Linked DNA regions of Homo sapiens: regions 1 and 2 are each linked to region 3. The links are chromatin loops, found by intact Hi-C in ENCODE. Cell type or tissue: mammary epithelial cell. All regions are shown on one strand.

Region 1 (2,500 bases), 420 kb before region 3:
AAAGGCACTTTCCTTGTTTACCTCTGGTAGGTTTTCAGGGTCAAATTTCCAATATTATTTTCTTTTTAAAATGTATTGCTATTATTATTATTTTGAGACGGAGTCTCGCCCTGTCGCCCAGGCTGGAGTGCAGTGGTGCGATCTCGGCTCACCACAACCTCCACCTCCCGGGTTCAAGCAATTCTCCTGCCGCAGCCTCCTGAGTGGCTGGGATTACAGGCGCGCGCCACCATGCCTAGCTAATTTTTGTATTTTTAGTAGAGACGGGGGTTTCACCATGTTGGTCAGGCTGGTCTTGAACTCCTGACCTTGTGATCCACCCACCTTGGCCTCCCAAAGTGCTGGGATTACAGGCGTGAGCCACCGTGCCCGACCAAAAAATTATTATTGTTATTATTCATTATTTATATTTGAGATGGGGTCTTGATCTGTTGCCCAGGCTGGAGTGAATGCAGTGGCCCAATCTCGGTTCACTGCAACCTCTGCCTCCCTGGCTCAAGCAATCCCCCCGCCTCAGCCTCCCGAGTGGCTAGCACTATAGGTGCGTGCCACCACACCTGGCTAATTAAAAAAAATTTTTTTTTTATTTTTAATAGAGTGGAGGGGGGCGGTTCTTGCTATGTTGCTCTAGCTGGTCTCAAACTCCTGAACTCAAGCAATCGTCCCACCTCTACCTCCTGAAGTGCTGGGATTACAGGTGTGAGCCACCGCACCTGGCCTCCAATATTTTATGTTTCTCTCTCCCTGACTTCCCAAATTAATTATGTCCACAGTTTGAAAATATTTGTTCCTTACATCTCCATTCACTCATTCCTCGATTCATCCACCCAATGAGCATTGTTAGTGTCTAATTTCTGCAATACACTGGTGTTACAAAGCTTAAAAATTAATTAGACACAGGTCTTGCTTTAAATAAGTTAAAAGTCTACTTTAGCAAATAAGAAAGACAGGACACAGAGTGAAAAAAAATTTTTTTTGAGACGGAGTCTCGCTTTGTTGCCCAGGCTGGAGTGCAGTGGTGCGATCTCGGCTCCCTGCAAGCTCCGCCTCCTGGGTTCATGCCATTCTCCTGCCTCAGCCTCTCGAGTAGCTGGGACTACAGGCGTCCGCCACCACGCCCGGCTAATTTTTTGAATTTTTTAGTAGAGACGGGGTTTCACCGTGTTAGCCAGGATGGTCTCGATCTCCTGACCTCGTGATCCGCCCGCCTTGGCCTCCCAAAGTGCTGGGATTACAGGCGTGAGCCACCGCGCCCGGCCCACAGAGTTAAATTTGAACCTCAGATACCCAAGGAATAATTTATTGCTATAAGTATGTTCCATTCCATGGCACCCTGTGGAGGGGAAAGACTATAGTGTAATATAGTGCTAGAAAAGGACTTACAGAGTGCTGCGAAATTTCCCCTGGAATGTGTCTACATCCTGGTAAGACTGATCTGGGAGCAACTGCATCCCCAGAGATTGTTGTCCTAGGGGAACAAACGCACACCTTGTTTCCAGATTGAAGGGCTAACTCTACACCAGCCCGAAATTTATCAGCCGCGTTGCCACCCATAGCCGCTAGATGCCGCAACAGACGTATTTACTGAAACCATAGACAAACAGGCGACTTGGCCGCCCAGAGAGGCTTTATCCGTGACTCCTTGATCTTCTTCCTGCGTGGAGAGCCTTCGCGGGTGAGGCTTAACGCGCAGGAGGTCTCACGAGAGTGGAAGCAACTCTCGCGAATTTTAAAATTTATCTTTTTGCCTAGCGACTGACAACAGGCTGGTTGCTTGGCGTGGAATCCTAAAGTGGCCTGGCTTTGAGACTGGAGTGAGACCCCAGCCCTAGGCTGGGGTTCTTTCCATTATAGAGGAGACGGATTCAGAAGGGCTACAGGTAATTAGTACTCATCCCAGCAAAAAGGGAACTGTCTTTCTAGAGAGGCTTAAGAGGACTCCCCTTTACCCCATTCCCGGTTACCTCTTCCAATCTCCGTGGTAACTGTTCCTTCGTCACCTCACCACCAACCGTCCTGCTTCCTTTATTCCCCCAAGAAACTTAGGTGGGATCCTATCTGCAAGATAAGGGTGAAAGTGGAGGTGATGATTTTGGGATTATCGGATGGGACTGAGAGACTGGAGTTTCCCCTCTCTTCGGGGACCCTCCCACCCTACCCCGCCTCAGCCCACCCCACCCCACCCCACCCCACCCCACCCCACCCCACCCCAGAGGTGACTCCAGAGACAGAACTCTTTCTAGAACCTCTACAGCCTTCCCTGAGAAACCTCAACAGCCTTGGCCATCTACATACAAATAGTGTTCTGCCCTTGCGCGTGGTCGTACAGCTTTGGGAAGCTGCAGAAGTTGGCTCTCTTTCCCTCCACGATTCCCTGGTTCCTCAGCCAGCCTGCCAGCAGTTCCTAAATAAGGGCTGCAACAGAATGACTTAACTGCTTGACCGAGGGCCAGGAAGCCTGAAGGAAAGTTTGGATGGGGTGATGGTTTTGTGAAAAACT
Region 2 (2,500 bases), 150 kb before region 3:
GAACAATTTAAATTTTCTTCGTATACTTTTCTACGTTTGAAATTTTCTGTAATGAATATTTATTACTTATATAACTAAAGATAAACATTTAAAAAAGAAAAGAATAATTGATGCTAATTTTCAAATAGGTATGAATCTAATGTGAAATATAGATATATTTTTGAAACAGTCTCACTCTGCCACTCAAGCTGGGGTGCAGTGGCAAGAACATGGCTCACTGCAGCCTCATCCTTCTGAGCTCAAATGATCCTCCTGCCTCAGCTTCCCAAGTAGGTAGGACCACAGGTGTGTGCTACAACACCGAGCTATTTTTATTTTTATTTTTTGTAAAGATGAAGTCTCCCTATGTGGTCAAGGCTGGTCTTGAACTCCTGGGCTCAAGCGATCCTCCTGCCTTGGCCTCCCAAAGTGCTGGGATTACAGGAATGAGCCACTGCACCCTGCCTAACGTGCATGTATTTTTGATATCAGCATGTGGACATACCCATCCTGCTTTTCCTAGCGCTCACGTGTCTTACTTATTTATGCATTTATTTGTTAATTTTTGCTTCTTCTGACTCAGTCCTCATATCATTCATGCTTCTGTTCCTAGGTCCCCTCCTTGGCTTGAAGTCCTTCCCTTTCCGGCACCATCCAGTTCTTAATTAGTTGAGATGGCACAGCCCAGAACAACAACTGGCCACCTTAGTGTAATGTAGTCTTCTCAACTCCTAAGACACACGCCCCTTCCTATAACAACTATTTTGTAACATCCCCTTTACTACGCTGAAAGGAAATCACAGAAAAGAAAGCGAATCTCCACACACAATTTTCCCTCAAATCAATACAATGCTCCTTGTAAAGAAGAAATACAAGAAGTGTATGATGAAATAAATCCTTTGGCATGATTCCATGAGAAGACAGAATAAGAGTCAGATTCTTGCCTGTGTATGTATTAGCCATGTAAATGCTCAGCTTCAAATGTATGCTATTGGGTGGTGCCGGTGACTCAAATACCACGGGTGCTTTAGTGATGTAATTTTCAAAAGCAGTAAACAACGATTGATAAAGCTCTGAACAAAACAATCTTCCTTTAAATTATATGGTAGTTGCATGCCTGGAAAATTCAACATATATTAAAACCATGCAAAACATATTGTGTAAAATGGAGCTACGGTCTAGGATCAGATATTACACATTTAGGTTTTCCAGCTTCATTAATGTCCCATGTGCCATTTGAAAGTCGTGTGGGATGTAGGACAATTCTTTGTTTTGCTGAACTGTTCTCATGCATTGCAGGATGCCAGCATTTCTAGCCCCCAACCACTAAATGCCTCTAGCATCTCACAAAAACAGTCCCACACATTTCCAAAACATCTTCCGGGGAACCGTGCCATCTCAGTTAAGAATCACTGTTTAGAGCCTTCCTCCGACCTCGGTTTGCAGAACCTAGTATCGCGATCCCTCCCAAAATGAACAGAAGGAGGCAGCAACTGACTGGAAAATCAGTATTATGGACACGAATATACTTGGCATGAGGTGTCCTACTTCTCTGAACTTTGCCCTCACTCAACCTCCACCACGAGCCTCCGGACCAGCTTGAAGCCTGCTCTGATTTCTGGCACTCTACTTAATCATGTTCTCCTCTCTGGCCTCCCAAATGATTCCTATCTCCTCTCAGGTTCTAGCAAACTTGCAGTCCTCGAGCAGTGGCCCCATTTTTTTTTTCAGGATTGTTATTTTTTTAAAAATTGTGGTGAAATGCAAATAACAAAATTTATCATCTTAACCATTTTAAGTATACAGTTGAGTAGTGTTAAGTCCATTCACAATTTTGTGCAATCAATATCCAGGATTTTTTTTATCTTGCAAAACTGAAACTGTATACCGATTAAACATTCCCCTATCCCCTCTGATATAGTTTGGATGTGTGTCCCTGCCCAAATCCTACGTTGAATTGTAATCCCCAATGTTGGAGGTGGGTCATGGATCATGGGGGTGGATTTCTCATGAATGGTTTCACACCATTTTCTTGGTGCTGTCCTCGTGATAGTGAGTGAGTTCTCTCAAGATCTGGCTGTTTAAAAGGGTGGCACCTCAGCCAGGCGCGGTGTTTCACACCTGTAATCCCAGCACTGTGGGAGGCCGAGGTGGGCAGATCACCTGAAGTTGAGTTTGAGACCAGCCTGGCCCACATGGTGAAACCCCATCTCTACTAAAAATACAAAAATTAGCGGGCATGGTGGTGCATGCCTGTAATCCCAGCTACTCGGGAGGCTGAGGCATGAGAATTGCTTGAACCCAGGAGGCGGAGGTTGCAGTGAGCCGAGATTGTGCCATTGCACTCCAGCCTGGGTGACAGCGAGACTCTGTCTCAAAAAAAAAAAAAAAAAAAAAAAGTGTGGCACCTCGCTGGCTCTCTCTTTCTCCTGCTCTGGCCATATGATGTGCCCGCTTGCCCTTTGTCTTCTACCATGATTGTAAGTTTCCTGAGGCCTCTCCAGAAGCCAAGCAGATGCCA
Region 3 (2,500 bases):
TCTCCAGGGGATTCTGATGCGCTCTCAAGTTTGAAAACCATGGCTCTAGAACAAATCCTGGTTGGCCACAAATCCTAGGAGCTGGCCAAAAATAAAGGCTAATTGAAATAACTTCCCAGCACTAATTGGAGCCCTGGTGGGTAGATCTGGGTCTCTTAGGCAAGTTACATAACCTCTCTAGGCTCAGTTGTCTCACCTACAATGTGGACCTATAATAGTACGTGACTCATAGGACAGGCCGTGAGGATGAAATGTGCCTGGCACATAGTAGATGCTCAGTTAATATCAGCTAGTACTATTGTTAGCGACAATGGCCGAATCACGATGGGGTTACTGGACCACGGGGTGTGATTTTAGGGCTGGGGGATATAAGCACTTCACTTTGTCATCAGAAGCTAAGGGCACAGGAAGAAGCTGAGCAAGCAGGGCTGCCTGCTGTCCTTGGAGATCCTTTTCTGTCATTTGAAAAGCATTGCTCAGACGCATTATCATCCGGTGGGGGCAAAACAAGAGGTTTATGATGCAGAACAGGGAATTAAGTTAGACAACAGAGGGCCTTCCTGAGAGTGGGGTTGGAAGGTGCCAGTGTCCTCTAGGGAGGAGGTGAGGCAGGCATCCACTTCCAGACACCCTCCCCGCCCCCGCCTCCACCGACCTTGAGGCGAGTGGGGTTTCCTTGGGGCATCTGCAGGACTGGGGGTGGGTGTGTGTGTGGGGCGGGGTGGCGGGGAACCAGGCCCCCTTACAAGGACTCCGGAGCGGGAGTTTGGAGGCCGTGAGTGGAGAGGCCTAGTCCCAGCGGAGGGGGCCGCATCGGAGTGCTGGGGCGGAGGTTCGAAGCGTGAGAAAGAAGCCTGGGGGCGCTCGGGGACGAGGGGGCGGAGTGTGGCGAGAAGGCCGGGCTGCAGGGCTCAGGAGGGGACCGCGGGTCCAGCGCCCTCCCCGTCCCGCCCCCGCGCGCGTGCACTCGGGCTGGCCCGGAATCCCTCCCCAGGGTGTCTTCTGCCACTGACTTTCCCACCCTGGCTGCGCCCGCGCGCCCCCGCGGCTGCCAAGCTCCAAGCCCCGCGTCGGTCCCCACCCCCGCCGTGTTCCCCCCTGCCAGGCCGTCTTCCTGCGGTTCCCAGGGTCCCGTTTGGCGGCCAGAGGGCGTCGGACTCGGCTGGCCCAGCGAGGTCCAGCCCGAACGTGTCCTTCTGCCTCTCTGCCCCTGGGGACCAGGGAGGAGCCTCCAGGGCGGGGGAACGAGAGGCTACTGGACGGCGGCCCGGGACTGCGGCGGCCGCGTTTCTCTTCTTCACCTTACGGGACCCGGCTCTTCCCCCTCCTCGACCGCCCCGCCCGTCAGTCCTGAAAACCTGGCGAGAGGCGCGTACTGTCCTAGGGGAATTCCCCTGCAAACAGAAGGGAGCCCGCCCTGCGCGTCCTGGAGTGGGTGCGGCAGGAGCGCTTCCAGGCACTGCGTCCCCAGGTGAGGGGCGGAGCCGGGGCGCGGTTCGCGGCAGTGGCCAGGCCTTTGTTTCCTTGGGTTGGGGTGACCCCTGGTGGTCATCCAGAGCGCAACAAGGGCTACTCCCTGGTCCAGAATTCAGTCCTTTCCAGGGGAGAAATGGAGAATGATGGAGGGTGGCCCAGGCGGTGCTGATTGGAGTAGACAGCCATCCTCCCGAGGTTGGCACTGAGGGTGATAGAGACCTACCTGCCTGGCCAAGCTACTCCGCCCTGCCTAAGCATCCCCTTCCAGAGCTCCAGGCTGGTGGGGTTTTATTAAGGGAGGCGGTGCTCCTTACACAGGCCTCTTCCTGCTCCCCGTAACCCTGTCGCTGGAGGTGTCTGTGGGAAAGGCCACCGACATCTACGCTGTCAATGGCACGGAGATCCTGCTGCCCTGCACCTTCTCCAGCTGCTTTGGCTTCGAGGACCTCCACTTCCGGTGGACCTACAACAGCAGTGACGCATTCAAGATTGTAAGTATTTGGAGGAAGAACAGTACAGCCCAGCCTCCCTCACCCATGCCTCGCCTCCTACGCTCTGGTCCCTTCTGGACTGAGACCCACTGCGATGGTCCCCAGAACCCACCTTTTGCCACCCTTTCTCCCAGTATTCTTTTCAGAGCCTGCCAGGAAGGATGTAACTGGGAGAGATGCTTAGATCGTGTTGCCAGAATTCGGGGACTGTTGGAATTCTTGGCTAGAGTCCTCTGTCTGGTCTTAAGAAACACCCGGAGCTTGGATTGCTTGTCTAAAAATCAATAGTTTAGTCTAAGAAACAGGAGAGAGAAAGGCCTTGGAAAGCTTGGAGAGAAGGAATGAGAAGAGTCTGAATGAGGGAAGGGCTGAGAAGCTGGACTGGCAGGGAAAAGAGAGAGGAAGAGAGGGAGAGCTGCAGGAGCATTGGCGCGGCTGCGGTGGGGGTGGGAGTGAACTCACTAGATTGTACTCACTCTACAATCTAGTGGGGGATCCAACCTGAGACTTTCACAGGGAAGCCACAAGAGACC

The links. Peaks named below come from ENCODE experiments on the same cell type or tissue, not always from the same donor. Only the 100,000 strongest peaks of a DNase experiment are listed, where the experiment ranks them.
Region 1: a loop joins it to region 3, with 20 times the contacts of the local background. A loop is called at or near these places in 15 of 110 quality-filtered maps.
Region 2: a loop joins it to region 3, with 18 times the contacts of the local background. A loop is called at or near these places in 51 of 110 quality-filtered maps.

Annotation. Positions count from the first base shown.
Region 1 is chr11:118,565,170-118,567,669 of GRCh38, reverse strand. It overlaps IFT46 (intraflagellar transport 46), which reads left to right and starts at 1,739. Exons shown (of 12, transcript NM_001168618.2): 1 at 1,739-1,880. LOC124902764 (a long non-coding RNA gene) reads right to left here. Exons shown (of 4, transcript XR_007062907.1): 1 at 2,296-2,500; 2 at 1,965-2,058; 3 at 1,384-1,468. RefSeq lists an enhancer at 1,467-1,696. In mammary epithelial cell, a CTCF peak has its summit at 1,561 (motif pointing right); a DNase peak (open chromatin) is centred at 1,619; H3K4me3 peaks cover 936 bases; H3K27ac peaks cover 672 bases.
Region 2 is chr11:118,290,086-118,292,585 of GRCh38, reverse strand. No RefSeq gene overlaps it. Among named protein-coding and RNA genes, the nearest start is that of CD3E, 13 kb to the left of the region's middle. In mammary epithelial cell, a CTCF peak has its summit at 1,457 (motif pointing right); DNase peaks (open chromatin) are centred at 935 and 1,465.
Region 3 is chr11:118,144,524-118,147,023 of GRCh38, reverse strand. SCN4B (sodium voltage-gated channel beta subunit 4) reads left to right here. Exons shown (of 5, transcript NM_174934.4): 2 at 1,795-1,967. Among named protein-coding and RNA genes, the nearest start is that of SCN4B, 7.0 kb to the left of the region's middle. RefSeq lists a silencer at 1,115-1,184 and enhancers at 1,605-1,804, 2,021-2,500. In mammary epithelial cell, a CTCF peak has its summit at 1,543 (motif pointing left); a DNase peak (open chromatin) is centred at 1,423; H3K4me3 peaks cover 916 bases; H3K27ac peaks cover 394 bases.